5 separate regions of the Homo sapiens genome follow, and all the other regions are linked to region 1. Evidence: chromatin loops called from intact Hi-C (ENCODE). Cell type or tissue: endothelial cell of umbilical vein. All regions are shown on one strand. Each heading gives the region's core, and the rest is flanking DNA. Links, peaks and the distances in the headings are about the cores only.

What was found. A loop is a pair of places that touch in the nucleus more often than their neighbours do. Peaks named below come from ENCODE experiments on the same cell type or tissue, not always from the same donor. Only the 100,000 strongest peaks of a DNase experiment are listed, where the experiment ranks them.
Region 2: it touches region 1 in a loop (7-fold over the local background); 14 of 110 quality-filtered maps call a loop at or near these places.
Region 3: a loop joins it to region 1, with 5 times the contacts of the local background. A loop is called at or near these places in 6 of 110 quality-filtered maps.
Region 4: it touches region 1 in a loop (5-fold over the local background); 26 of 110 quality-filtered maps call a loop at or near these places.
Region 5: a loop joins it to region 1, with 4 times the contacts of the local background. A loop is called at or near these places in 9 of 110 quality-filtered maps.

Annotation. Positions count from the first base shown.
Region 1 is chr6:152,745,582-152,751,758 of GRCh38, reverse strand. It overlaps VIP (vasoactive intestinal peptide), which reads right to left and starts at 962. Exons shown (of 7, transcript NM_003381.4): 1 at 800-962. It also overlaps a transcript of MYCT1 not described here. In endothelial cell of umbilical vein, for the core only: a CTCF peak has its summit at 2,745 (motif pointing left); DNase peaks (open chromatin) are centred at 868 and 2,738.
Region 2 is chr6:153,021,288-153,027,464 of GRCh38, reverse strand. It overlaps RGS17 (regulator of G protein signaling 17), which reads left to right. Exons shown (of 5, transcript NM_012419.5): 3 at 922-1,011; 4 at 2,969-3,203. Among named protein-coding and RNA genes, the nearest start is that of MTRF1L, 22 kb to the right of the region's middle. In endothelial cell of umbilical vein, for the core only: a CTCF peak has its summit at 2,869 (motif pointing right); a DNase peak (open chromatin) is centred at 2,854.
Region 3 is chr6:152,861,364-152,867,540 of GRCh38, reverse strand. The region is part of intron 1 of LINC02840 (long intergenic non-protein coding RNA 2840); the gene reads left to right. It overlaps LOC124901439 (a long non-coding RNA gene), which reads right to left and starts at 3,961. Exons shown (of 2, transcript XR_007059821.1): 1 at 3,810-3,961. RefSeq lists an enhancer at 3,382-3,431. In endothelial cell of umbilical vein, for the core only: a CTCF peak has its summit at 3,457 (motif pointing left); a DNase peak (open chromatin) is centred at 3,470.
Region 4 is chr6:152,945,450-152,951,626 of GRCh38, reverse strand. No RefSeq gene overlaps it. Among named protein-coding and RNA genes, the nearest start is that of FBXO5, 35 kb to the left of the region's middle. In endothelial cell of umbilical vein, for the core only: a CTCF peak has its summit at 3,251 (motif pointing right); a DNase peak (open chromatin) is centred at 3,376.
Region 5 is chr6:152,895,252-152,901,428 of GRCh38, reverse strand. It overlaps the pseudogene TUBB4BP7. Among named protein-coding and RNA genes, the nearest start is that of LINC02840, 22 kb to the right of the region's middle. In endothelial cell of umbilical vein, for the core only: a CTCF peak has its summit at 3,422 (motif pointing right); a DNase peak (open chromatin) is centred at 3,438; H3K27me3 peaks cover 215 bases.

The sequences.
Region 1 (6,177 bases), core at 374-5,373:
AGAGTATCATCTATTTAATAATTATTCTGCTCGTGTGTGTGCAAATGTATAAATATAATGTGTATATATACATATAATTTTAAAAAAGATTTTGTATATACATTACTTTTTCCTCTTTCAATTGTAGATATTACGGAAACTTATTTCCTTACACCTGGATTTGAACTTCTTAACTCAGTAGTGAATATTAATACTCAAAATATTACTGAATCATATGTTGTCATTGAAATAAATTTTTCCATAAGAGGAAAATATATATTAAAAGCAAAGCTTGCATTTCTTGCATTTAATCAACTTACACATTTCATTTCTAGTTTCTAGATTAAAAGCCTAGGAGTAAGGTCTGTTTCTCTTGCTGCCTATAAAAATTATGGAATTTAAACTTAAGGAAAAAATAAATGCATCTTAGATTCACTTAACCAACATACGAAATAGGAAAAAAAAAGCACTTTAAAAATAAGTTGAAAATTTCAAAAGCAAATGTTCCCACTGAAATTTTCAGTCAAAAATCTACATACAAGTAAACTTTACTTGAATGAATTATTTGTAAAAATCAGTATTCAGTAAAAGAGCAAGCAGGGTAAAGCATCTTACAAACAAAAGAATTCAGAAAATCTATCCATATGAGAGAAATTGAAGTATTTCTATCCTTACCAGGTGACTTGAGAAACTTGTTTTTTGCTGTTGCAAAAGCAAAGCACTATCAAATTCTTTTCAAGAGAGAAAAATTCATTATTTTGTGAGAAAAGTTCCAGAGGCAGGAGGGAAAAAGAAGAGGAAAGGTAAAGTTTTCACTTACCTCGCCCAGTCGTGCTCCCCCGGAGCTGACTGTTCTGGTTTGTTTTGGAGCTGTCTTAGGTGCTGAAGTCCTGGGAGTAAGAGAAAGGCTCCACCAGTTCTCTGCCCTTAGCAATGGCTAAGGGTTGGCTGTTACTGCCTGCTGGTGCTTCTCACTCTACCCTGACCAGCATTTCAAAGCCCATCATTTTATAGGGCTTATACTTAGGACTGAGCAATCACAAAGTGCTCTGAAAGACGTCACAGTATGACGGCCATGGGATGAATAGGGCTTGAAGTTCTTACTTAATTGTCATTATGCCTAATTTATATAAGTTTATAGTGAGCAACTTCAAAATGTAAGATAAGAGGAAATTTACTTTTCTTTAAACAAACAAAGTAGCAAGCTCAATGTGAAATGTTTTAACCTTTAATTAATTGTAAAATAAGAAAATGATTGTAGTGTTATAGCCAGGGCCATTGGGATTCCTTCAGAAAATAAAGACTTCATGTGTAGAAACAAATGCATAAAGCAACAAACACTTATGTTCATTACGCTTATAAAAGTATAATTATACTTTATTACAAAGTATCAATTCTCTTAATATTTTTAATTTTTATGCTATTCATATAGTTCCAGATTTAATCTTTCTTGAAATCTATCCTAACTTTAAAAGCTCTAGAGATAATTTTCACCTTCCTATTATTACATTTCGTCTTTGTTGAAACTAATTCCAAGATAAGTGTTTCAGAAAGTCTCTAAGATAGTAAGATATGCACGCTGTTGTACAAAGCAGTACAAGTAGTGCTATTTCATATTTGTATAAAATGGCACAATTCCCAATGCACTTTTACATACACTGTGTCAAATGATCCAAAAAATAAATTGTTGTCAGGCTATATACCTCAAGGAATTTAATTGTCTTTTCTTTTTAAAGATTTTCCTCATCACTTTTATAAGTCTTTGCATAATGTAGAATTAGTTTTCTACCCTCATCCCCAACACACACACATACTCAAACCAGTTTTGAACATTTCTGATTCAATCACTTGACAGGTGGCTTCAAATAGTTGAAAAGCATTTATATAGTACTTTGATAAATACTTCACTTCTATTTGTGGATTTGTAACTAAAGGTAGTCTAGCACACATTCAATCAGAGTTTAAGGTAAAAATGCAGCCACATGAAAAATTTCCTAAACAACAGAGGAAAATGCCATTTTTCCTTTTATTTTAAAGGCTTTCTGCCATGTGTATTATTTTTACATTTTGTTTCTAAGTTTCATAAGACAGAATGGCTTTACAGTCCTCTTTCTTCTACTTTAAGATTGTAGTATCTATTTCCTTCGTTCAAAGTCAGACTGATCCAGTAAAAGAATATCCTGCTATGCTTAATCATATTTTCTAATCCAGTTACCAGAAAAATTAAATGAATTAAGTTTCAAAATGTCTGGAAATTTGTTTCCCAGTTGACAGCTCTGACTTAAGCCAGAGTTCCTGTGGCTTAATTCCAGGAAATCTTTTTTACCTGATTATTACAAACTAGAGGTTGAAACAGTTCTCATATGGAATTTTTTTATCCTTAGCTCTTCATCACCCAATTCTTAGTGAACCAATTTTATTTAAGAGCAGAAACAGCAAAGCAACTTAATTGAGGGTCACAGACAAATGACTGCTGAATGATAAGAAGAAAAATTTTAAACATAAAAGATGTAAAGCTGATCATTATTTGGCCTAGGCAAGCACTTAGCATTTACAAAGAGTAACTATAGTAGCTTTTCCCAATACAAAAGACAATTGCTTCTATTATAATAATAATAAGATAAAATAAAAAGAAATAATTCAATTTTATTACCTCTGAATAAAAGTAAACTCAACCAAACAACTGCATTTTCTCTTATGAATTTAAACTAGAAAGCAAAACAATTTGAAAATGGAATCATAGCACCATCTGCAGGTTCAAAGTTTTAATTCACAGACTTTATAGAATTGTGTTTATTTCTTCTTTTCTTTCAAGGAAATGAATTGTAAACCAGAGGTCCTGTAGCCAGCTTAACTTTTGGATGCTTCCAGAAAAAATAAACATAAGAAAAAGTACTGCAGTCAAATTTATCCTGAATTCTCGGTTACCATAAAACTTAGTAAATAAGTACAAAGATACAAACTTGAATTTACTGTTTAAATGTGTCTTTTCCGTACTTTGACATATTCTTCCATAATTTGCCTACATTTCTGGCAAAGTTTATTTTTGCCTTAGGCCTTCTCAGTAAAGTGATGTTTGTAATAAGGGGAACTATAATTCATTCACATGGATAGAAAAATCTTCAAGATCCTTCTTTTACAAATAAGTAAACTGATCTCCAGAAAGTTTCAGTAATTTTTGCCACTCAGGTGGTTAATAACAAATACGAGATTGGAAGATAGACCGTCTGATTTTGAGTCAGCATTCTTTCAATTTAGAATTGGTAATATTCTGTAATTGTTGCTATCACCTTTTTGATGCTAGCAGGTCAGATATGGAAATTGACAGCTCATAAAAATATTGGCATCTCCTCTCCCCTTTTTTCACCAACAGAACCAAGAGCAGGGAAATAAAACTGGCATTCTAAATTCAAACATACTGGATGCAAGGAAATTAGATGGAAGGGATTTTCAAGCTCAGGATATTAGCAGAAATCCAAATTTGCCTTTTTTTCTTTAGTGCAAAATACTAATAGAGGGTCCATATTCTTATTATGGATTAAATGCCTAAGCTTGTGCTCTTCTGCCTCTTTTTATGGTGGTTTTACCTGCCTAATTCACCCTATTTCACCTCCAGTCCTGAGACTTAGCCAATGTCTGCGTTGGTAATCCTGAGTGGGTAAGTCTAGATCAGAGGTCTGGAAACTACAGGCTGTGAGCTAAATAGACTGACCCCTCTGGATTTTGTTTGTTTGTTTCTTCATTCATTTGTTTTTGTTTGTTTACATCTCTCAAGCTAAGAATGATGTTTATATTTTTAAATGGTTAAAAAAATTAAATGAACTTTTTGTGACACATGACAATTATACGTTATTATTTTATTTTATTTTGAGACGGAGTCTCATGCACTCTATCATCCAGGCTGGAGTACAGTGGTGCAATCTTGGTGCACTGCAACCTCTGCTTCCCAGATTCAAGCGATTCTCGTGCCTCAGCCCCCAGAGTAGCTGGGACCACTGGTGCCCACCATGTTGGTCGGGCTTTGGTCTGGAACTCCTGAGCTCAAGTGATCCGCCTGCCTCGGACTCCCAAAGTGCTGTGATTACAGGTGTGAGCCACCTCCCTGGCCAAAACTTATATATAATTTAAACGTCAGTGTCCATAAATAAAGTTTTGTTGGAACATAAAAGCATTTCATCATATATGTATTCTCTATAGCTGCTTTTGTGCTACAACGGCAAAGTTGGATAGTTGCAACAAACTGCACAGCTCTCAAAGGTTAAAATAATTACTATTTGATCTTTCACAAAAAAAGTTTTTCAATCCCCTAGATCCTCCTGTTTGGCAGATATTTAAGATGATATGTTTGCTTTAATAGTCTTAAATCCAATATCTTTCAATAACTTGTATTAGGAAATATATATTTGCGTATATATATTTTATATACCTAATGTATAATGTATTATGTACTGTATATGTTATATATACATAAATACATATATTCTATACAATATATTATACATGTATATATGTATAACATACAGAATATATACATACATTTAATATACATGTATACTTTTACTAAAAGTGTACATTTGCATAAGATGTATATACATACGTATATTTGTATAGCATATTAAAAGTTTATATATTTAAAGCATCTATATTAGAGTATATATAAACACTTTCAATTCTTTTAAATTAGAAAATTTGAACTTATTTTCAGGATTTTGTATTCTTGTCATATTAGTGATTTGATGAAAATAATATTACAATAAAGGTAAATTTTCCCTTTAAAGTTACCTATTAGAATTCATTTCGGAATCTAAAAATATATCAGCAAATATAAAGCAAAACAAATAATGATCTAAATGATATGATCGAGGACAACTTCTCCCTTAACTCCAAAACCTCGTTATCTGTCCCACTTACTGATGCTGAGTTTAGAGAAAATTATTCCTTTGTCTCAGAATTTTTTTGCTTCAAATCAAATTACATGTAGAAAGAACAATGCAAGTGCTGCAAGTCATTCGAACTTTATTAGGGTTGTATGTATCAGACGATTTCCTGAAAATAGATTTCAAAAAGAAGGGTATAGAGAAATCACAGGAACACACAATACTAAGATGTGGAAGTTGAAAAATAGAGTATTAAAGATTTTAAAACCAATTTTACCTACTTCACAATGTCATCTCTTATGTATATGTTCCCCCACCACATAGAGTAGTCCTCCCTTATCTGCAGTTTCTCTTTCCATGATTTCAGTTACCTGTGGTCAACAGCAGTCTGAAAACATTAATGGAAAATTCCAGAAATAAACCATTTATTTGCTTTAAACTGTGTGCCATTCCAAATAGCATGATGAAATCTTCTGCCATCCTGCCCAGTCCAGCCTGGGATGTGAATCATCCCTTTGTCCAGCATATCTGTGCTGTCTATGCTACCTCCCAGGTAGTCACTTAGCCAATTTGTTGACAGATGGAAAATACATGGTTTATGTAGGGTTAGGTGCTGTCAGTGGTTTCAGGCGTCTGCCGGGGTGTTGGGAGATGACTGTACACATTCCATGCAACCAGCCTTCAACTCAATCACCCTCTGTGTTTACTATATGGATCAAATGAAAAACAACCATGTCTAATTTCTGGCTTTTAACCTTAAGAAAGCTGCAGTCTAGATGTTAGAATGAAGATTTGGCAAGAATATTTTCTGAGTGAGTTCTCATGGCCCCTCTACCACTACATCTATTCTCCACAGGCCAGGGAAGAGCCTCTGAGATGGGGAAGCTGGTGTGAGTTTATGGTAGAGTGGAAGGGATGGATGACAGAACCCTGTGTTATCAAGTGTAGGGGCTGAACAATAGAGGCTAACTTGGCTTCATTTCACATCTGGTTGACATAAGACAAAGCAAATCATGGAGAAACACTCTGCATAATGGTACGGGAGACAAACCTGGATGATAGTTGCACACCCTGCTTAGGAAAACCCAAAATACCATCCAAGGAACAAAGAGTGGAAAGGGCCTAGCAACGGACAGGTTTTAAACAACCTACCAAGAGCCAGCGTGGGTGTCCACACCCAGGGACCAGATGTCACTGCATATTTCAGTCGATGACAGCCAGCCCTAGACCATCTCCAAAGTGCCCAGAGGAAGCCTCCCAGATTTCACATTGCTCTGTCAGAAGCTTAGATGCTACTCTGAGGGAAAAGAGGAGACAAATC
Region 2 (6,177 bases), core at 458-5,457, 280 kb before region 1:
CAGTTGGCTAATTTGGGAGCTCAAATTTTCCCGAGCCACTGAGTTATTCTCCCTACCCTGCTTCTTAGTATCTCCCATGACCTCACCTGTTGTTTCTAGTCCACACCGAGAGTTTTCGGTGTTTTGCCCTAAAGCACTGCTCAGCTTTAGGGAGCAATTGTCATTGGACAATTCTTATTCTTATTCTTGTTCTGGGCTACTAAAACCTTCGGCATTATCCTCTGTCCTCTATGATGCTGTAGAATTCCCAAACCTATGCTACACAGACACACACCCCTCCCACCCAATGCTCACCTGTTCCAAATGCTCAGTTACTGGTCTGTCCCTTTCAAGACCTTGGACATTGATTTACTGGGGTGAAAGGGCAAAAACAAAGTCAAATATAAATCCGGTAGCTTGATTTTAGCAATTGAAGGAATGATATTATCGGTAACAATGTAAATTTAGCAAAATCTGTATTAGATTCTGACACATTGTATCTTATTAGCTCTCAATCGGGGAAAATTAATGGAAAACAGACTATGAATAGAATTAACCAAAAATCAAAATGACATTTTGTTTAAAGAGTAAGGTAATCATATGTGTGTGTGTGTATATACATATATATATAATATTAAGGCATTTAATCATATATCTCAGAAATATTCAGTAATTCAGATTATGTAAGGATGAAGTCAGAATATTTAACAATATCCACTTTTGGGAGTCTGATTTACTATATAATTTTATTTAAAAATTATTCTCTTCCCTTTGACATGGGCTTGCCCATCATTTAAAAATGGTATTGCTCTTTTATACTTTAAATATTCTCACATAGTTGAATATAAGATCTCCTGTGAAATGTTTCCCCAGAAAAATTTATTCTTTTCTTCAACTGATTGAATTTCCCTTGACAAAATTAAATGTTCTGTTACATTACAGCCTCACTGTGAGGAATGAAGAAAGAGGGGAAAATGCGGGAAGACCCACACACACTACAAAAATGGAGAGTATCCAGGTCCTAGAGGAATGGTGAGTGTGAGAACCACATAGCTATTGTTTCTTGCATTTATATGCCATTTACATCAACTGCGTGCCTCAGTATTACCCCTTGCTTCATGGTACTCTTCAAAATGATTTTGGGAAGTGAATGCAAATTCAATCTGGAAGATCTTATTTTGTCATTGCTGTTGCTTTTCAGCAATTTTTCTATTAGCTATGTTAAGTTATTGGCTAAAACATGATCTAAATTTACTTTTCTCTTTAAAAAAAATAAAGATTGTCTTATGAATTAGCACCCAAAATTGCCCTAATTCATTACTTCTCATTTCTGAGAATTCAAGTTTTTCTCTTTATAAGAGAAGTGTCTAAACACACACACAAATGATATGGAATGTCCAAGTGAGTGAGGAAGGGCACCCAGCGACTCCTGGTTCCTTTTCTACCAGAGCAGACTCTCCCCACGTGCTGCCTCCCAAACGAGAGGTACCTATGGACTAAAATCAAAATACAAATAGTCCAGTCATATAATTGTAAGTGCTTTCTTTTTCTGCTTTTTATGAGAAGGTTTTAATGATGCTTCATGGTCATTTTTAAGCTTTTTAAAATTAAAAATTGTTTTAAGTGAATGAGGAAGTGCAGAGATTATGGAATAGTAACAATCTATTTGAAATACCTGGTTAAAAAGGTAAATACATATATATTTACCTTTATATATGTATTTACCTTTTTATGTGTATATGTATTTACCATATATATGTTTATATATATGTTTATATATATATGTTTTTATATATATGTTTATATATATGTTTATATATATATGTTTTTATATATATATGTTTATATATATATATAAACATACTTCTTTGGCCAAATGTCTTTTAGATTGGAAAATTATTAAGTAAATCATTGAATAGGAAAGGAAGATCAGAATCATTTTAACCATAAGACTCTCCAAGTTTCTGTCTTCTACTTCTTTAATGTATAAGCAAGTGGATTAATTACTAGTGGTTTTTGCAGTCACCTAGTCACTAAAAGATCTGTATATAGTTTTAAATTCCCCAATGTCAGTGTCATTATAGAAGCACTCTGCTTCCAATTATGATAACTCCATTCATGACTAACAATTCGTACATTAACTTTTCGTAGGAAAAAAACCTTTTTTTTTTTTAGAGGCAGGATCTCATTTTGTTGCCTAGCCAGGAGTGCAATGGGATGGTAATAGCTCACTGTAACCTGAAGCTCCTGTCTCAAGTGATTCTCCTGCCTCAACTCCCAAATAGCTGGGACTACAGGCACATGCCAGCACACCCAGCTAATTTTTTAATTTTTTTTTTGCAGAGACAGGATCTTGCTATGTTTCCCAGGCTGACCTCAAACTCCTGGACTCAAGAGATCCTCCCACCTCAGCCTCCCAAAGCACTGGGATTATAGGCATGAACCACCATGCCCAACAGAAAAATTATTAAAGTTTAGGAAAATATGTGACAAGTGCACACAGTGTATTCTTATTTTAAATCAAGTGACAGATGAAAAAAATGGCCACCAGAGATGAGAAAAAAAAACTGTATCTTATGGCTGGAAAATTGAAATCCTGATTAGAGGCAAAGAAAAAATTCATGTTGTCCTTAGTCACTTACAGACAGTTTCTATCAACTTGCAACACATTGTTAAAGTTTGAACATTTCCAAGCTTCATTAGGAATGTACGATGACTGCATGCATATTATGTTTAGGCCCCTTGCTGTTTGAATGCTTGTCTCCCTACATGTCTCTTATGCCTGTGTGAATTTTTGTCAAAACCCTGAAATAACTGACGTAGTCCTGACAGATACTTATTTGGCACATCAGGCTGGACTGAGTGGCAAAATACTGACCACTAGATGGCAGCAAATTGATAGAATTTCTATCTGCTCCTCTCCTTACCTGGTCTAGCATTCACTGGTCACAAAGTTCCCTTTGATCACGGCCCCGTTCTGTCTCTGCAGCCAAAACCCCACTGCAGAGGAAGTCTTGTCCTGGTCTCAAAATTTTGACAAGATGATGAAGGCCCCAGCAGGAAGAAACCTTTTCAGAGAGTTCCTCCGAACAGAATACAGTGAAGAGAACCTACTTTTCTGGCTTGCTTGTGAAGACTTAAAGAAGGAGCAGAACAAAAAAGTAATTGAAGAAAAGGCTAGGATGATATATGAAGATTACATTTCTATACTATCACCAAAAGAGGTAAAAATCTGGAAAACATTGAGGTGGGCTTCCTAAGACCAAGGATAACCGTCAAGGGATGGCTGTCCACATTGGGTAGGGCATGGGGTGTGGAGAGGGTAGAAGATTTCACTGGGTAGATAATTCAGCTTCTGTTGGGAGAATTTCCTTGAACACATGTTTGAAGGCTAGGTTTCCCTACTATGCTTTGACTGTTTATCTCTAGCTGACTTGTGTGGTAGTTCACTTGCTTTTCAGAACTAACACTAAGGAGCCTGCTTAAACACAATTTGCTGTGACAAACGAAAATGGAAAGAGAGAATGTATTTTAGGGTGGTATTTCGCAAAGCATGACCCCTAGATCATGTGAATGAGAATCACCTGGAGCATTTGTTTAAAAAACAAATTCTTAAGGCCTAACCAGGACTTCTGAATCTGAATTTTTGGAAATAGGACCCAGAAATCTGCACTTTTAACAAGTTTTCCACATACATACTAGTTGGAAAACCTCTGGTATAGGTACTCAAAAAAAAGAAATCTGACATGTTTGTTGATGTTTATGATTGACTCTTTACAGAAATGAAAAATGATCCTTGACCACTAATATTCTTAGGTGGGAAATGGAAATTATATTACTTATTCTAGGTTTTCTGTTATTGAAAGTGCAAGTGTCTTTCCCATTGCCAAAATGTACCTAATCAATAAGCAATACTTCTAGCAACCAAATAGCACTTTTCCATTGACTGTTTAAAACTTAATTTGTTCTTGAGAAATGTTCCAGCTAACAGAGTTAAAAGCATTTGGTGAAAGAGTGGTTAATAATGTGGCCAGGCCCTTGGAGCCCTGTGTGATGGAGCTCCAGAGGGCTTCAAAGCACTTAGAGAACATAGAGGTTCCTAGAATGTCTTCTCTTTTCCATCCCAGCCTCTTTTTGTCTTTTTTGTTTCTCCTAAACAACTGTGATTTTTACCTTTGCATTTAAATGGCATGCCCCTCTCTTGTGCACCTGAACATTTATGGGCTACAGTCATCTGTTCCTCCTCCAATACCTGGCATGGTCCCAGGCTGCCTTACACTCCTTGCTTTGAGATCTATAAAAGGAATTAGTGTCTATTTTATTAACCTCTAAGTTTGGAATGCTACATAAACGATTTCACTTCTAATAAGATATACAGTACCTAAGTTATATAGTTTTTTTTAATTAGTTAGGTTAAAATGCCATTGGTATTCCAGAGTGCTCCAGGACTATTGTCTCTACAAAATGAGAAACCTTCTAGAATTAGACGCACAAAGGATTGATTTATTTTTTTATTTCCTACATGAACATGAAAAATGTATTCATAAAAGCAAGGTGGGGAGAATTTAATAAATGTAATACAGTGTGACATCAGTAATAAATATGTAGCCTCAACACATTTGTTACTGATGTCACACTGTATTTCTAACACCGGTATAATTCTGCATCTTAAAACTGCATTCTTCAGGCTTTTAGCCTGCCTCGAATTTTAGTATCTAAACAACTCTACTTGTATTTTATCAGTATAATAATTTTATGCTAATTTTTATTATTTTAAAGTTATTGCACATAGCAAATAAACCAGATGATCCAAATGTGCCCAAATATGTGCTTCTTTTGCCTGTAATTATACAAAATGAGAGTCCTTGGGAAGATTATCAAGCCCATTTCTGCCCCCAAAGTATGTAAGATGTGACATCTTAAAGTGATAGTTGTCTAGATTACTTAGTCCATTCCTTTGTGCTATATTTGTAGCATCTTAAAATGATGACTGTTCCATTCTTTTTCAGTGTTAGGAGAAAAAATATTCTCCATACTATGTCCCTTATTTTTACAGTTTCTGTTCTTTAATGTTTAGTTTTTTATGTAAAACATTTTCTTATTATCCACACAGCCCCTGATTTTCTGATGTCACTGATTGATGGAGCTTTGTAGAATACTTAATTTTTTCTTTTTGAGGCATGTTTAGAGTTACAATAGTGATTATTTAAATATAAACTAGTGAGTTTCCATTCTTTTTGCTAAAGTAATAGAGGTTTGTTTTCATCTAATTTTTTTTGAGACGGAGTCTCACTGTGCCACCCAGGCTGTAGTGCAGTGGCACGATCTTAGCTCACTGCAACCTCCACCTCCTGGGTTCAAGCGAATCTCCTGCCTCAGCCGCCCAAGTAGCTGGGATTACAGGCACCCGCCAACACGCCGGGCTAATTACTGTATTTTTAGTGGTGACAGGGTTTCACCATGTTGGCCAGGCTGCCCTCGAAGTCCTGACCTCAAGTGACCTGCCTGCCTCAGCCTCCCAAAGTGCTGGGATTACGGGTGTGAGCCACTGCGCCTGGCCGTTTTCACCTAATTTCTTTCTTTTGAACACAAGTTTCACCAGAAAGTCACTAAAATCTCATTTCCTGATCAAGAACATGACCTTTCCAGAATGACATACACTAATGTTTAGTGTCGTAACCATATTTACTCTCTCCTTTATGTTTCCTAATACCCATATTTTGGCCATTACCCGTTCTTTAATATCCTCAAAATATCACAAAGAAACAGAGACAGAGGTGAAATTCAACTTGTTCTAATTTTGCCGACTTGTAATTAACTCTTGGTATAGAAATTAATAGACCATTGAAGTGCCATTGTTTAGCCAGCTGATTTCTATCCTGTCAACAGAGTAATTAAATTTAATCATTGTTTAATGGCAAAAACAAACAAGCAAAAGTAGATATTTTCAGTTATAAAAGATAATTGTTAAAAAGCTATGTTTTAAACCAAGGTATCCTGTTCATTGACTCGACTCATTGATATACTCAGCGCATGGCATGCACTTTCCGGCTATTCCGAAGCCAGTTCAATCTATTATGTACCTCACTGAACTTCCTGTGCAAAAAGTCATCCATTTCTAATCAGCCACAATACATTACTGACTTACATCAAGTTACCACTCTTCAGATTTTGTTTTCTAACATTGGAGAGAGCACA
Region 3 (6,177 bases), core at 783-5,782, 120 kb before region 1:
TGAACTGACTCAGTTCCAAATATGTTTTCTAAGCACTGATAAAACAGTATAATGTATTCGAGTTGTTGAGACAGACAGCCAAAGTCACAGTAACTAATTGTAAGGTAGGTATAATTATGGTACTATGTTGGGGATATCTATTATATTTTAATTGTAGTATAATTAAATTATTTTTCTTGTTAAAAAGTAAGTATGGACATATATTTTTAGATTTAAAATGAAGGCATGTTGCTGATTTAAAATCAAGAGTTGCAGAAGCTAGCACTATGCCCAGAAGACTGGAAGAGAGAGAAAGAGTGAGAGACAGAAATTGGAAGAAGATATGTCCCAATGATGAATGGCAATTGCAATTTGTTGTGGCAGAGCAAAACCTAAAAAGCTTTCAAAGCTGTTGTGAAAAAAGATTTTATGTTAATAAAGTGGATAATATTTAGATGTATTTTCAGGAAATACACAGTGAATTTAATAATAACTTTCCTCTCAACAGTTACAAGTTAAAAAAGAATTAAAAAAATTAGTTGGCAAAAATAAGGATGAACAGTCCAATCATCACAATGAAAATATTATAATGTTTAAGTAAATCTGACCTTGTAACTAGGGCCAGCTATTAAATGGCTTGTATATTTGTATGAAAAAGAAAGCCATTTTTAGATGAAGGAATGTAAAAGGAGTCACTGTGTCAGATATGGAACTTCTGTTCTCCAATCTTGCAGAAAAGCCTTAAAAAGGTATTTTATAAAAAGTGAAATATCTACACTTAATTAACCGAACAGTTGCTTCATAATACAAGACCCTTCTAACCGTATCAATGATCTAATGAATCCAAATTGGAAAAATTGAAAGCACTTTCTTTTCACTTTAGTTGAGTCTTGCAATAGAAGAGATAGTGTTCAATTAGCAATGTGGGTGCCTTTTGTCTCAAAGGATTTACTTCCAAAGATATGAAGAAGTGTGGTTTCACAACTGCACGGCATAGATATTTTTGATTCTTTCATATCTCCAAAGAAGAATTTAAGCTAATTATGAAAAAAATAATTTCTATTGTGATGAAACTGCTCTAGTGTACTGGAATTTTAAAACGAGAATTTTTCTTTCTTCTTTCATTCTGTGCTATGATACATACAGTATGTATGCAGTTTTTTCAGACAGACTCCTCGAAATATTTAATGGGTATGCTTGTTCAGTACATATGGGTGTATGCTAGGAATCACTGCAAGTTTAGAGGACTGCTGAAAGAAACACGAGATTAGGACTCTAATGATCTTAAGTTCTTTGACCAAAGCTCATGCATTAAGTCATGGAAGACTTTTTACAAAATTTCCTGTGCTGCTAACTCCAATTCAAGATTTTCTTGAAACTAATAAATGTTTACCATATATTTAATAATTAAAGACAAAAGAAATGACAATGTGGTTTATATTCTGTCACTGATACCACACTACATGTGAATAATATAAATTTGAAGCTCCAATAGAAAGAAAAAGCATATTTGTGATTAGGTAGACATGCATGAGAACTTCTGTTGAAATTAAACCTTTTTATACTTCTAAACAATACTAAAGATTTTACAAATATTTATAAATCAGTATTCAGAAGATTTTAATTGTAATTGACAGTTTTATATAAATTGGCTGCACAAACTACATGAAAAACATGAAGAATGCTTTGTTGATATTGATTGATTAGGAGTTGATTTTTAATTTACACAATAGTCTGAATTCAATGTTAATAACCGGTTGACTTAACAGTTAGTGAGTTTACTTAACTTGGGGAGCTATAGTTTTAAAGGTATATGATTTTGCTTCAAAGTCTAAACAATTCTTTTTAAAAAACAAACCAGTTTTGTCAATGTGCATATGAATATTAAACAAAAATAATGTTTTGGTACTCAAATTATTGGAAAAGTTTTAAAATGTATTTGGAACAACTTGAGCATGTGAATCTACTTTTCAATTGTAAATTGTAAGTAATCTCAGCACAGATCAAGTATTTCTGATGAAAATATTGTGTCTGAATTGAGTTGTCCTTTAAGTGTAAAATATACACTGTATTTCAGGGTGGGTGCAGTGGCTCATGCCTGTAATCCTAGCACTTTGGGAGGCCATGGAGGGTGGATCACTTGAGCTCAGGAGTTTGAGTCCAGCCTGGCCAACATGGTGAAACCCCATCTCTACCGAAAATACAAAAATTAGCTGGGCGTGGTGGTGGGCATCTGTAATCCCAGTTACTTGGGATGCTGAGGCAGGAGAATTGTTTGAATCCAGAAGACGGAGGTTGCAGTGAGTCGAGATCATGCCTCTGCACTCCAGCCTGGGTGACAGAGGGAGACTCCATCTCAAAAACAAACAAACAAACAAACAAACAAAAAAACCTATCTATCTATCTATCCATCTGTCTATCTATCTATCCATCCATCCATCAACTTTCTATCTATCTAGATATACATACTGAATTTCAAAGACAAAAAATGTGAAGTATATCATAATAAATATTTTATATCAGTCAAATGTTGAAATGATAATATTTTGGGTATACTTGATTAAATAAATATACTATTAAAATTATTTTTACTTGTTACCTTTTACCTTTTTAATGTAGCTACTAGAAAACTTTCAGTTATGTTTCTGTTGGACAACACCACTGTAGACAACTCATATTTTGACATTGTATTAACTTCTTTAATATTATTTAACTTTTCAAGGTGCCTGACTCACGTTCCCTATCAGACTAAATTCTACTTGAGATCAGGAATCATGTTCTTCTTTTCTCACTTAGCCAGCTATTATTGAGAGCTTACACAGAAGACAGAAAGGTACATTTAAGGCCCATTTCTTGCACTCAAAGAACTCATAGTTTAATAGGAAAAGATATGTAAATAAATAATCAAAATATGGAGACATAAGAACTTAAAGATCATAAAGACATAAAGAGCATAAAGACATAAGAGCTTAAAGCTTCAAAGCACCATGGCTCTTGAAAAGAAGGAAGACTAAAGCATCCACCATAGCATTCTAGCAAGCAGACTGCTATGTCGTTACTTAAATGGCTTTGAGACTAATGTAACAAATGGAATTTAAATCCTTGATTGTACAATGGAGTCAGAGTAGTAGAAAAATGCTAGTGGGAAAGAAATAGTCATAAAAAATTGAAGGTGAAGTAAGAAGTATGAAAGAAAATGAATTAAATTATGTTCAGTGTGTTTGGATGGAAGTCTTGGTTTCATGCGAAATTCATGCTGAGAATAAAGGAATGTGTTTCCATGCGATAACACAAACTCTTAGCTTTGTTGCACAGTTTAGAAGTAACCAAAAGCAGGAATGAGAAAATATTCATCTTATCATATCTGCCAGTTTTAAAGATACTGTTTACCATGCAGTGGTGTTTGAAGCAAGACCATCTGTGTAAACAGAAATGTAGAGAAAGCAAGCAGTTCTCTGAAGTGCTAAGACTAAGGACTCTTATTGCTTCTGCTTTGGCGCCCTCAAGTGGCCAATTGAAATGAGTAATTCAAGGTATTGTATAATATTGTATTGCGCTTATTTGCAGTTATGCACCATCCTTGCATTAATTGGCTTTTCCCAACTATGTCACTAATAGATGGCCCCATTGAAGATGAAGCCTTTGGTAAGTTGTTTCAGAGAATTTTCCTTTCCAAATAAAGGAAGAAACCACCATTTTGTAAGTGGATGCTTATTTTAGGCAATACAAGGCCTAGACATAGTGATGAAGTACTGGCCCCGGGGTGTTTTGAGAGAAAGACAGAAATAAATCATCCGTCTTTCGAAAATTCTCTACAAATATTTCTATACCATAAGAGACGACTTGGAATCTTCCGATGTCCAGAGTGTCCCTTAGATGGTAAGGCTTACTGATGAGAGAAGGGGCCGCCTTCTATATCTTTATTTAGTTCTTTAAATGTCCTCTGGGCTGTAGAGATGAGCATCATGAGTCGCTGATGAAGGCTGTCCAGTAGCCAAGCTAAATGTGCTCCATCTAGTCACTGCGCCAAGAATGGGCCTATTATGACACATACTAGTATATTATGTGACCCAATAAAAAGTCTCCATTATTAAAGGTCATAGTAAATGGATATACTTCAGTACAAGAAATGAAAGCAACAGTCATTCTTTTAGGAACAATCAGCTGATTTCAGGAAAGTTTTTATGCCATATTTTTAATTTTTGACAAAGCATAAATGATGACACTTTGGTGTGATGAGTAAAACTTTGCATTTATTGTCATACCTGTCTTATGAAAGTCATGAACTATTAATGAACTTAATAGTTGATTATTTCATTAACTTTGACACAATCCTGTAAGGTAGGGCAATTGTAATTCCTTCTGTAGGTTTTCATATTCTTAGTTTATTAGGAGAGGAACCGTCAGGACTTAGAAATAAAAATAAAGACTTGGTAGTTGGTATTTGGCAGGAGAAACAATTCTGAGTAATCAACTGGGAATTAACAGATGCAGAATCTAAGCACATTAAAAATAAAAATTCTAAAAGATTCACTGTAGAGCCAGATGATATTTTATCTATTGTCTGATATGTTTTCAATATTCTAAAACATAACATCGTGATATAAAAGGACTTCTCATTAAAGATGACAAAGGAGAAAGAATAACAATGACATGCCAGGATTCTGCTATCTGATAGTTCTGAAGAGCACTTTCCATAATATTAATGTACTTTTGTTGTTGTGAGAAGAATCTAATATTGATTTTTGAAATGAGACATTTCTTTATTGTGGAATTTAGAGTGTAGTTTAAAGAATTTTTTCCATGGAAAGAAACCCTTCATTGCACTTGATTTGAGGGTTTCTTTAATTATTATTATTGTGGATGAAAAACCTTTCAAATAGGCAGACCTCATGTAAGCATATTGGATTTGAATGAAATTGTAGCACCAAGTATCAGAAATTTATTATTAAGAATAATAATTTTGATAATAATTATTAATAAAAATTCTTAATAATATTATTTATCGAACTTATATTTATTAAATGTCTATAATGTATAACTGCCAACTCCCATATAATGTCTTGAAATAAAAACCAACTAGGAATAAGCTGTCCTGGAGGCTTATATTTACACACTTCTTCAAACAATAATCTTGGTGTCTGTGAGCACCTGGTGTCTTACTGTAGTGTAAGGTAGGTAGGAAAGGTCTGTTTTCTTTAATGTTTAGGGTTTGTGATGCATAAATAAAATAATGCATGTAAAAGGCATTTTTGAAATGCTAGAATTCTAATTTCTAGTTGTAGTTCTTTTTTTTTTTTATTGTATATTACTAGACTAGCCAAACCAGCAAATTCAGACAATGGTATCTGTTTGATTATAATATGCTTCCATATAACAACAAACAACTAATCATTTGTTGGTCTATATCAGAGGGAAAAAAGATGATCAAGTTGATAATCTCTGGTTAGCTCACACTGTTATTTAAGGAAAGACCTTTCGTCTTATCATATTTTATCCTCACTGGAGCAAATGTTTGTGTCTTTTTTATTTGTACAGATTTATGGGGTACTTGTGAAATGCTCTTGCATGTATATAAGACAGAGTGATCAAGTCAAAGTACAGTAAATTTTTGTTAACTATAGTCACCCTACTCTGCAATCAAACACTGTATTTAATCCTTCTATTTAACTGTATGTTTGCACTTTTAAGCCACTTCTCTTCATCCTCCTCCCCATTTTTACCAGTCTCTGTTATCTTTCCACTCTCTACCTCCATGTAATCAAATTTATTAGCTCCCACATATAAGTGAGAACATGTGATATTTGTCTTTTTGTGCATAGATTATTTCACTTAAGATAATGGCCTCCAGTTCCATCCATGTTGCTGCAAATAGCATGATTTCATTCTTTTTTATGGTCATATAATATTCTATTGTGTATATATACCACATTTTCTTTATCCATTCATCCACTGATGGATGCTTAGGTTGATTTCATATCTCTGCTATTGTGAATAATACTGCAATAAACATGCAAGTGCAGGTATCCCTTTCATGAGTTTATTTCTTTTTGCTTGGGTAGAAACCAAGTAGTGGCATTGCTGGGTCAAATGGTAATTCTATTTTTAGATTTTGAGAAATCTCCATGCTGCTTTCCACAGGGGATGTACTGGTTTACATTCCTACCAACAGTGTATAAGGGTTTCCTTTTCTCCACA
Region 4 (6,177 bases), core at 607-5,606, 200 kb before region 1:
TCAGCCTTCTGAGTAGCTGAGACTACAGGCGCACGCCACCATGCCCAGCTAATTTTTTGTATTTTTAGTAGAGATGGAGTTTCACCATGTTGGCCAGGATGGTCTCGATCTCTCGACCTCGTGATCTGCCCACCTCACCTCCCAAAGTGCTGGGATTACAGGCGTGAGCCACCGCGCCTGGCCAATACAATTCTTTTTATGTTGACAATATGCAAAAGATAACTGTATCCATGAGTAGAAGAGGGTACATAGTCATATATTAGATATATCCGAACTTTTATTTACACACAGTACCTGTAGGATAATAGTGTCCCAAAATGTAAAGAATGATATTTTACCATTAGATATCTCTGCTTTGCAATTCTAACCTTTCCACATACTATTTAACCTTGGGCAAATTTTTAACATCTAAGAGCTTCAGTTTTCATACTTATAAAGAGAAGGCAATATTGCCTATCTGATATTATTAACAAAATGATTAAATTTGAAAATACAGATAAAATACTAATGCAATTTCTGACACAAAATAAATGAGTGTAGCTGTTGTAGATCTTTTATTAAGGCCAAAGTGTTAATGCTTACAAGTATCTGTACGTGTATGATAGTCAAAATAATGAAGTCCCTTAATACATAATTCTAGAATTTTGATAAGACTGGAATAATCTGATGCTAAATTTTCTATCTCATATTTTATTTACTTCTGAGAATTGAAAAGCTTTTTTGTCCTCAGTAGATAAGCAGAGAAAGTAAACTTACTACTAGAAAATAATTCTGTTAAAGTGTGGACTGAATGGATCTTAAAATGAATTCAAAGCTCACACTTAAAAGTTTAGAGCCATTCATTTATCTGTTTGTTTACAAAAACGCTTATTGAGTGCCTTCTATGCATAATGAACTATGCTGGGTGACGTCTAATGCAGAGTCTTTCTCAACCAGGTGTCCAGGAGAGAACTGAGCTTTCATAACCTAGTGCGTCTATTATATGTAATGAGTTAACATTTTTCCTAGGCATCTAGAATGGTACAAGTTATGTACCTTCCTTGAGGAAATTAGGAAAATTATCACGTAAATAAGTTTCTGGGTTGTATGGCCAGGTAGGAAGTCCACCTGAGAAAGTCTAGGAGGCAGGGAGAAAAACCAAAAATATATACTAATTAAAATAGAAGATAAAATGAAATAAATGCAAAATAAGCAAAATATAAAATGGAACGGAAGGAAAATTACTCCTAACAAGACGATCAGAACAAATAAATTACTGAAGGGAATCTTGAATCATGAAAATCATTGCCCTTTTTTTTTTTTCTTTCCCCTCTTTAAAATGTGCAACCTATTGTATTATGTCCTGGGATTGTTTCAGGGGTGAAATGGTCAAGAAGCTTATGTGGTTTCTGGAGAAGTGGTAAGGGCAATTGAGGGGTACACTAGCAAATTACTGTGTGAATTCAGAGTGGGAAGGCAGATGCCTTCAGAAATTCCTTTGCTACTGTGAAAAAAAGTAAATGTCATAATTTATTTTCTCCTCATACTATGAAAACCAATATCTATTTCGCTCTAAGAGTTAGGAAAATTCCATAGAAAACTTTTTTAAAGCCCTAAGAATAGGATAGCAGAAGGGAAAACTCAGGGGCGACATTAGAGATTGTGACACCCCAGAGAAAGACATGCATTAGTGACCCGAGTTCTAAACACACCTAAGTAGTTATTTATTTTTAAGGACTAGTGCTAATCTTTTTAACTAAACTTTTTTGTTTTTTCTTTTTCTTTGAGACAAGGTCTTGTTCTGTTGCCTAGCCTGGAGTGTAGTGGCATGACCATAGCTCACTGCAGCCTGAAACTCCTGGGCTCAAATGATTCTCCCATAAATTAGAAGCATTTTAAATAAGTAGGCGGTGGGCCGGGCGCGGTGGCTGACGCCTGTAATCCCAGCACTTTGGGAGGCTGAGGCGCGTGGATCACGAGGTCAGAGATCACGATCATCCTGGACAACATGGTGAAACCCTGTCTCTACAAAAAAATTAGCTGGGCGTGATGGAATGTGCCTGTAGTCCCAGCTACTTGGGAGGCTGAGGCAGGAGAATCGCTTCAACCCGGGAGGCGGAGGTTGCAGTGAGCTGAGATCGCACCACTGCACTCCAGTCTGGTGACAGAGCAAGGCTCCGTCTCAAAATAAATAAATAAATAAATGAACATTTAAAAAAATAAATAAATAAGTAGATGGTGAATTGGAGAAGGGTATGGTATAATGCTAGTGGATTTCTCTACTGAAAAATTAATTTTCTAGGACAAGGCATATAAGATCATATTCTTTCTTTCTAGATAAACTAACATTTACATAAAAGTCACACAGTCTCAGAAGATGGATGCACAAGCAATGTCCAGTGTCAACACCATCTTCCTGAGAGACCGCAATAAAGAAAGGAGAATCCCTAGCCAAAGAAGGTAGTTGAGGGTAACAGTTTCTCACTACTACAGGGAATACAGGGGATAGTGACAGAGTCATTCTGAGAATCTCTTGGCAACAAGGAGCTTGTCACTTTCGAGACCAAAGGGAAGAGGGAAGAGGACAGTAACAGTTCCCGCCCTTCCTCAGATGCCCGTATACAGGAACAGCACTAGTAACTTCATATAAAATGCTGTGCAGTCGTTGAGTTGGACCAGTCAACTTGCATTTAATGCCCATTGACTTTAATTGCTTGACTGCAAACTCTGATGAACAAAGAAATAATATATTATTCCACATAGGCTTTACCTGGAACTAAGGGGTGGGTAAGGAGTGCGGAAGTGGTTCCTAAGGCCTTAGGAGGGCATCGTCTCAGAAACCCGTGAATCTTGACAATTCTAGCAGTACAAAGAGAACGTCACATTTCCCGTTAGCAATTCATTCCTGAGAAGGTGGTGTACAGTAGATTCGTGATAATGCTTTTTGGCACGCTGATAAATATGTTTTTACTTAAAATTATTTCTACTAAGATTGCTAACACTGATATTATCCCTTGAGATTTTATCTTCAGTTTCCTTTGCACAGTTGTCACTCTGAAGGCTCTGCTGTGTGGAGTCAGCGTGCGAGGCATCTACAGCCTGCTGATTCCTTAGACTCTTGCTGGTATTCTTGTCTTGTTCCTGGAAGATTTTCCTGCCATGTTCATGAGCTTGAAAACTTTTCAAAAGCTCAGGATGTCAGTAAACTCGCCGTTTTCTGTTTCTATTGCACTTAATATTCCTTTTCATTTACTTCATTGGATTTCCACCAGAGGGCACAATAAGCCTAGCTAATCCACAGTTTAGAGCTATTCAGTACACGAAGTGTAACTTTCTGGACTTGTTTACGGTGGTTCTAATTTCATTACTCCAAGGTGTTGTGGTTAAGAGTGGGGTGTCTGAGGCCAAACTGAGTTTGGATCCCAGCTCTGCTATTTGCTAGCTCTGTGATCTTGGAGAATTCCTTAATTTCCTTTCTGAGTAAGTGTTCTTCTTGTAAAATGAGCATACCAATCTTCCTTTTGGGCTGCTGCGAGGATTACATGAGTTTAGACACATATCCAAAGTACTTGGAATATGTCTGGCATATAATAAAGCACTAAGGATAAATGATCTCAAATTTTAAGAAAATGACAGTTTTACTTACCTGGGAGTTACTTGGAAAGCATCAAAGAGTTGAAAGCTACTAAATAGAGAGAGTGTTAGGCGTGTGGCAAGGGCTACTTAATGTACATCATTTCTATCCAAGAGATATATGAGGAAGAAGTCTATGTTCATTTGCTCACTGATTCATCCCAAGTGCTAGAACAGTGCCTAACACATGGTAGGTGCTCAATAAATATGTTTTAAATGAATGGAAGATAACTTTATTAACTCATGTATACAGGTAAGAAAAATGGAGACTCAGGAAGTTGATAAAAGTTGCCCAGGGTCATACAAGTAAGTGAAATATGTTGTACTTTCACCCAAATCTATCTAATTGCAGACCAACTTTCTTTTGACAGGGTTGAAGAAAATGAACTTTTGGTTGACTCTCATAAGTGAACTGCCTGGCTGAGTTTTTCTGTTAGGAGTGAGACTGTAAGGTATTCTTTTTAGTAAGGCTTTAAGAAGATTGTTTCACCAAGATTTCAATGGTAGTTTGAAAAAAAAATAACTTAACATTAGTTACTTTCAATCAAGTCTAACAAATATTCGTAAATCATATTTTCCCTTAGGCATTTTGAAGTCTATTTTCCATAACCGAATGGAATAAGCAAAATATAAAGGAAAAAAAATCTTCATAAAGCTGCTTACATTTAAATTCACATTTTCTGAGAGCTCAATGGCTGATTCACAGTTCATGCTCAGCATGTTTGTTGAATGCCTGTGTATGAGAGGGAAAGAAAACAAATAACTATAGCCAAAATCTTCTAGTCCTTCAGTATATGATGAGCAGGCTGCTGACCAGCAGCTTCGGTGTCACCTGGAAACTTACCAGAAATGGAATCCCATCCCATGGCTATTGCATCAGAATTGGCATTTTAATAATGTCCCCAGGTAATTTATATGCATATTAAGGTTGGGGAAACTCTGCTCTAGCCGATATGGTTAACTGTGGAAAACAAATGATTGATTCCTATCAACTAATAAATCACATCACATTGAGAATGTTTCAAAAGCAAGAAATTAGAAGGAAATTTATGCTGGGCACCATAAAACTCCAAAATATTTTTTGGGGAGGGGTTGAGTGAAACTCTGAGAGAATGTGTTAAAAAATGAAACTGCAAATGGATGTGTTTATTCTTTTTAGAGACTTATACCCATCATGCCCATTTAGAAGAAGTTTTTTCAATTTTACAAATTGATTTCTTGCGTGGATTTACTTGTATGAAAGGTTTGATTTCCCTTTATTTATGGGCTTACATAGCCTGAAGTCATTTTATTGTCATATTATCCTTACACTGTGCGTGAATCATCAAAATGTTTTTCTTGAATCCAAGGCGGAGGTGGGGAGCCAGGCTAAAATGTATGAGACTGTCATTCTCTGTGACAGATGTCTCATGTCAAGTTATAAAATATTTCTGTCTATGAAAAGACAAAGAAATCTGCAGTGATATATACAAGGTTTAGTTACATGGAAATATATTGAAAAACATTTCTGCTTAATATACTATACTATATATAATACATGTATACATATATTATACATGCATGCATATATGCATATTTTGTATATGTAGACATCTATAGCTATCATTTTAGTGGTTTATATGTAATATCATTAAATACAAATCATTTTTATAAAATGTGTTATGCCTTTTCATGTCTTTTCACAAGTTTATAGTCACCAAAATATAATTTTTTATAATAAAAATAGATATTTGTCTTTGTAAATAGTTAAAATTTGTTTTTCAAATTTTATTTTTTTTTGTAGAGACAAAGTCTCCCTATGTTGCCGAGGCTGGTGTTGAATTCCTGGACTCAAGTGATTCTCCTGCCTTACCCTCCCAAAGTGCTAGGATTACAGGCATAAGCCACAGCTCCTGGCCTACTTTTAAAAATTATACCAGAGTATTAGTACCTGCATATCTTGGTAGAGTTTTTTTTGGTGTTCACTCATATCTGTATAGTCCAGTACAACTAAAAATTATTAATAAACTAGCAATAACAATAGTAATAAAGTGATTTCCTCCAATGATTTACAAATTTTCCTTCATCTACACATGATTTTTCATCTGAAAAACTGAACTTTTTCTTTTTAAAATATGACCTGGTTACTGCATTTTAGCCATCACTTGTGCCTCTGTGACTTGAAACTGACTCATCTGTAATATATAGAATATTTTGGTTAGATCATCTCTTAAATAACTTTTGGTTTGGTTCAAAACCAAAATGATAGTGTTGTTTTTCCCATTAAATTGCTATGAATTTGCACAAGGCCATAGATTTTATATTTTTAATGTTTTGTCCTTACTTCAAATGTTATTGAATAAACTGGCAGCATTGGTTGGCTCATTGAACATTTGAGGATTCTTTCCCTTCTGCCAAAGGAAAAGGGAAGGAAACAAACTGACATCATCAGTGGCTGCAGTGAGTTCACCTGGAAAATACTGTGCTTTACCTTTCTATTTTGTATTTACTTCAATAAAGCAGGTGCTCTATTCTGCTGAAAATAGTTTTGTATTTGTTTTTGAAGACAGTTGTGCTAACTGCTTT
Region 5 (6,177 bases), core at 417-5,416, 150 kb before region 1:
AAATATTCTATTTTTTACTATTCCAATTAAACATTTATAAAATATTTGGAATAATAAAAGACTTTATTCCATCTACATATGAACAATTTGGACTGATGATGATAATGTAATGATTTGCTTGATTTATTTCCTGTGTATCAGTTTTTTAACAAAAAGACAATGAAAATGCTTTTGTCGTGGTACTTGGTGCAAACAACTTATGCAAAAGTTATCAGGTGACAGTCTCATGAATACGAACATTATGAATATAGAACATGTCATAAGCAAGGGTCAGCTTTGGGAAAGGAACCATAATATAATTTACATTGTGTTGAATGAAAGAGTTCTTTGAATTTTATTCCGTAGTCCATGATGTTCTAGGAAGCCTTTCTTTTCTTTTTTATTTTCTTTTCATTTCTTTCTTTCTTCTTTTTTTTTTACATCATTGAAATAGGGATGTTAAGAATGTGCTTTTCAACTTAATTCCAGCACAATGTTCTATTAATTTAAATGGTACCAGTGGAGTGTACATTTTGTTGTCATGTGGATTCTGGGAAGTCTATGGAAGATGTAATTCAGGAATCCAAACTTCTAAGAAGCTTCTCAATGGCATTTCCATGAGGCATATGACTTTTACTTTATTCAAACACTGATAGAAAAGTTAATAATCCAGCAGCATATCAAAAAACCTAATTAACCACAATCAAGTAGGCATTATCCCTGGGATGCAAGATTGGTTCAACATATGCAAATCAATAAATGTGATTTATAACGTAAACAGAACTAAAAACAAAAACCACATGATCATCTCAATAGATGCAGAAAAGGCTTTTGATAAAATTTAACATCCCTTCATGTTAAAAACCTTCAACAAACTAGGCATTTAAGGAACATACTTCAAAATAATAAGAGCCATCTATAACAAACCCACAGACAACATCATACTGAACAGGCAAAAGCTGGAAGCATTCCTTTTGAAACTGGAATAAGACAAGGATGCCTACTCTCACCACTCCTATTCAATGTAGTATTGGAGGGCCTAGGCAGAGCAATTTGGCAAGAGAAAGAAATAAAAAGCATCCAAATAGAAAGAGAGGAAGTCAAACTATCTCTGCAGACAGCATGATTTTATACTTAGAAAACCCCTAATGAGTCTCTGCACATAAGCTCTTACATCTAATAAACCACTTCAGCAAAGTTTCAGGGCACAAAAAACCTGTGTACAGAAAACAGTAGCATTTCCATACACCAACAACATTCAAGATGAGTGCCAAATCAAGAATGCAATCCTATTTACAATAGCCACACACACAAAAAATAATTTATGTAGGAATACAGCTAACTAGGGAGGTGAAAGATCTCTACTTTGATTTTTTTTTTTTTAATATCATGCACCTACTATATCCAGGTCCTGCACTAGTATGTTTGAAGCGATAAGAACTTCCACCCTCAAGGATTTAGGATTTTCAGTGTTTTAGGATATTGACATGTTGTCCAAATTTACCTATTCTACAAACTAAATGCAATAAAATTGATTAAGATGCATCCCAGAGGCTCAGGAGAGAAAGCCCCCTGAGAATGCCGAGGATGCTTTGAAATTTGCAAAGCCTCACAGAGACAAATGATTAACTTTTTTTTTTTTTTTGAGATGGAGATTTGCTCTTGTTGCCCAGGCTGGAGTGTAGTGGCATGATTTTGGCTCACTGCAACCTCCGCCTCCTGGGTTCAAGAGATTCTCCTGCCTCAGCCTCCCAAGTAGCTGGGATTACAGGCATGCACCACCATGCCTGGCTATTTTTTTTATATTTTTAGTAGAGATGGGGTTTCACCACGTTGGCCAAGCTGGTCTCAAACTCCTGACCTCAGGTGATCCGCCTGCCTTGGACTCCCAAAGTGCTGGGATCACAGGTGTGAGCCACTGCGCCTGGCCAACAGAGATGAATTTGAGATGGTTCTTGGGGGATGCACTTTCTTTTCACTATGAAAATGCTGTTAATGATGGTGTCGGTACAGTGTGTGCTATGAAGTCGGGAAGAGCTCCAAGTGTACACACAGTGAGACCTGGTTATCAGAGAAAAGATTGTGAGTAAATAGAATTCCCACTGCTTCCCCACTTTACCCAGTGTCCATGTCTGAAGGCTCTAGGCCACCTTCTTCTTGGCCTCCTTCTCAACCTTTCTCTCCTCCTTGGCTGAGGTGTCCTGGTATTACTGGTACCGGGACACCAGGTTGTTCATGTTGCTCTCAGCCTTGGTGAACTCCATCTAGTCCATGCTCTTGCCCATGTGCCAGTGCAGAAAGGCTTTGCACCGAAACATGACCACTCAGAGATGTGCTTGAACAGCTCCTGGATGGCCACGCTGTTGATGTTGAAGGTGGCAGACATTTATAGCCCCAAGAGTGGGATGTCACAGACAGCTGTTTTCACATAGTTGGGGATTCACTCAACAAAGTAGCTGCTGTTCTTGTTTTGGACATTAAGCATTTGCTCATCCAACTCCTTCATGGACATGTAGTCCGTGAACACTGTGGCCACCTTTAGGTAGTGGCCATGGCAGGGGTCTCAGGGAACCATCATGTTCTTGGCATCAACCATCTGCTGGGTGAGCTCAGGCACTATGAGGGCCTGGTAGTGCTGGCTGCTGTGGATGGTCAGCAGGGTGAAGACAGGCATAAAGAAGTGCAGGTAGGGAATGGGACCATGTACATAGCCAGCTTCTGCAGGTCAGCATTGAGCTGGTTGGGGAAGCCTAGGCAGGTAGTGACCCCACTTATGGCGGCAGACACCAAGTGGTTCAAGTCACCATAGGTGGGTGTGGTCAGCTTTAGGGTTCTGAAGCAGACGTTATGGAGAGTTTCATTATCAATGCAATAGGTCATATCTGTGTTTTCTACCAGTTGGTGGACTGAGAAGGTGATGTTTTAGGGCTCCACCCCCATGTCTGACACCTTGCGTAAGGGCACACTGAACTTGTTCAAGATCCTGTCTGGATACTTCTCTGGGATCTTGCTGATGAGAGGGGTACCCCTCTTAGGCCCAGTCCCTGCTCCTAGGGAGTGGGTCAGCTGGAAATCCTGCAGGCAGTCACAGCTCTCAGCCTCCCTCCTCACAATGTCCAGTACCGAATCCACCAGCTCCGCACCTTCTGCGTAGTGCCCATTGGCCCAGTTGTTTCCGGCACCACTCTGATGGAAGATGAAGTTGTCCAGCCGTAAGATCTGCACGAAGGAGCCTGAGCACACCAGAGTCCCCGGTGCTGGGCTCCAGATCCATGAGCTCAGCGTGGGGCACATACTTGCCACCTGTGGTCTCATTGCAGTACACACTGATGCACTCCAGCTGCAGGTTGCTATCCGCATGCTAAGTGCCAGTAGGCTCGATGGCATGCTCATCACTGATCACCCCGTAGAACTAGTTGCCAAACTCACCAGCCTGCAGGTGCACGATCTCCCTCAAGGTGGCAGCAGTGAGGATAGAGGCGGCAGGATAGTCACAGGAGCAGAGGCTCAGGCGTGCAGAGTGCTGGAATCCACTTTATATCTGGAGAGAACGATATACAATTTATAAACTGACCTTTTAAATTCAGATCTGATATCCTATATATGTTGATGTGTTAATATTATTTGCCATCAAAATAACGGCAAAACTGCAATTACTTTTGCACCAATCTAAAATAACTTGGGAAAACCTTTAGATCACTCTTTTTTGTTTATGAATAAATAATATTATTTTGCTACTTTATATGGGGATAAAATATACCTTAGTAATAAGAGACTTTTTTCCCCACAATACATCATCTTCATCTCCCTAAAGCCAAACTGTTTTACCAACTTCATTATGATTTGAATTGAGAGTTTATTTGTCGTGTAAGGTCAGGCAATTCCTGTCTTCACTTGCTGTTGGACAGATGCATATAGGAAAAGGCATTATAATTATTAATGAAGTGAAAGTCGTAATTATAGAAAGACAGTCCTGAAGTAGTCTTCTGTATGGGAGTCCAACATGTCACATGAATCTTCATTTAGAGTGACAAAATTATAATAGATTTTGGAAATTTTAATTTTCTTGTGCAGGCAATTTCGAATTAGCTGTTCTCTTTGTCTTTATTAGCTATATAGAGTTTCAAATAAAATCATGTACATACTATAACTTTTAAATCACAGGACAGTTTAACTCGACCTGAGAAATGACATGGATCTATACATACCTTCATTGCTTATGTATGAAACGAAACGAAGTTAATCCTCTGAAAAAGGAACTTCCCAGTGGCTTTGGTTCAATTTTCCTTTAATGATGATTCATGTAGTTTCAGAGCTCCAAAGGTCACTAAAGGTTGTGTCTGTGCAAATTTGAGAAGTCTGCCAGCTCAGAAGATAACCTGAGGCAGTTCTGTCATCCTCTTGTGTTATCAAAGGGTCTGCAAATCTGTAAACATGAAGCTTCATATTCCCCAAAATAATTTCTTCAAGGAGCAACAAGAAAACAGTAGTTGGAAAGATAAAATCCAAAATAATATTGACAATTAAAAATATATATAGATAGATGATTTCAGTAAATTAAAACAAAAGGGGAGTAAGCTCTTCATTAAACTTTTGGTATTTTTTTCTGATACAGAGTATGAACACTCAACTTGTTTTTACTTTGAAGAAATAGGACTTCTACGTCTGTGTGTGTGTACGCGCATGCATGTGTGCACACTTGCTCACGCGTGTGCGTCTGTGTGGTGCGGTTTTGTAAAATCACCCAGATAATTCTAAGGCATTTCTGTCTTTCCCCTACCTCCCCATAATCATTGATAGAATGTCTCATTTTCCTTTAAAGACAAGTTTGGAATATTGCAGAGGGTGAAAACATAAGCCCACAATATGGGCATGCTAGAATGAAAAAGCTCTTTTAGTTTACTATATTTGTAAGTAAAAATTTAACCGTGTTATCAGGGTTAAACTATAGGCAGTTTCTAACTAAAAATAACCAAACTCAAATAAAAAATAGTAACATTTATGTGTAATAATTAATATCTATTTCAATTATAAAATTTATACCTGTAGAACTCTACTATAAAGTAATATACACACTACTTTCCACAGCAATAAATAAAATGGATTGCATATTTCAGTGTCTCATAAGTGCATAATATCAAAAATTTCACTTATAGCCCTCTGTTCTCATTTTTTTCCTGATCTTGTCTTTTGTTGAATTAAAAAATGCATCATTTCTGTAATTTGGGGGCTATTTTTGCCCTTCACAAAATGATTATGTTGGATTTGTTTTGGAGGGTTGTTTGTGCTTTCCTTTTAAATTGGCTCTAGATGATTTTCAGTGAGGCAAGTACCAGGGTATCCTACTCTTACCCTACTCTTCCATTGGTGGGAGTTGATTCTGTTGCTTTAACTGTTATTGTTAATGTATTTTACAAGGCATCTCCTTTTGCCTTAGTTCTTCTGCTACTTGCCCTCTGATTTTTAAATAACTCTGTGATCTCCAGCACACCAGAGGGATAAGACATATTCCCCTAATGGTAGTGGTTCATCATGGCCCTGGTTCTGAGTCATGCCACTGTCATAAGCACATCAGATCATACAGGTACATATGTGTGGTGTGTGTGTGTGTTTATGCACGTGTGTGGTGTGTGGTGTGGTTTTATAAAACCATCCAGACAATTCTGAGGCATTTCTGTCTTTCTCCCACCTCCCCATAATCATTGACATAATGTCTCATTTTTCTTTAAAGGTGAGAATTTCCTTGGCTAATCCATAAGTCTTCTTTTAACATTTGAGGACATGATTCTCCTCTTTTACAATTCTTTATGGTGCTGCTTTTTAGGGACTCTTTTTTCCCCCAGTTTTGGAAATCCTTTCTCTAATCTACAGTACTTCTATACAAGTAAGGGGAATTAGAAGCATGTATCTCAATTAATGTCCTTAGCATTAATATTGACAGACAAAACACAGGAAACCATAAAAGAACTCTGTAATTCCCCCATTGGCATTGAGTTTGCTATTCTAGAGGGTCATAGAAAAGGTTTTCCTCCGTGGAACCAGAGTTCTCATTGGTATGTTGTGGTAACAATACAGAGCTACTAAACAGAAATTTGGTTACAGGAACAGCTTTATTGCCTTTGTCTTACATTTAAAAATAGACATTTAAATCATTTATTTTCTCCTTTTTGTTTTTTGGGCTTTTTTAACTCTTCAAAA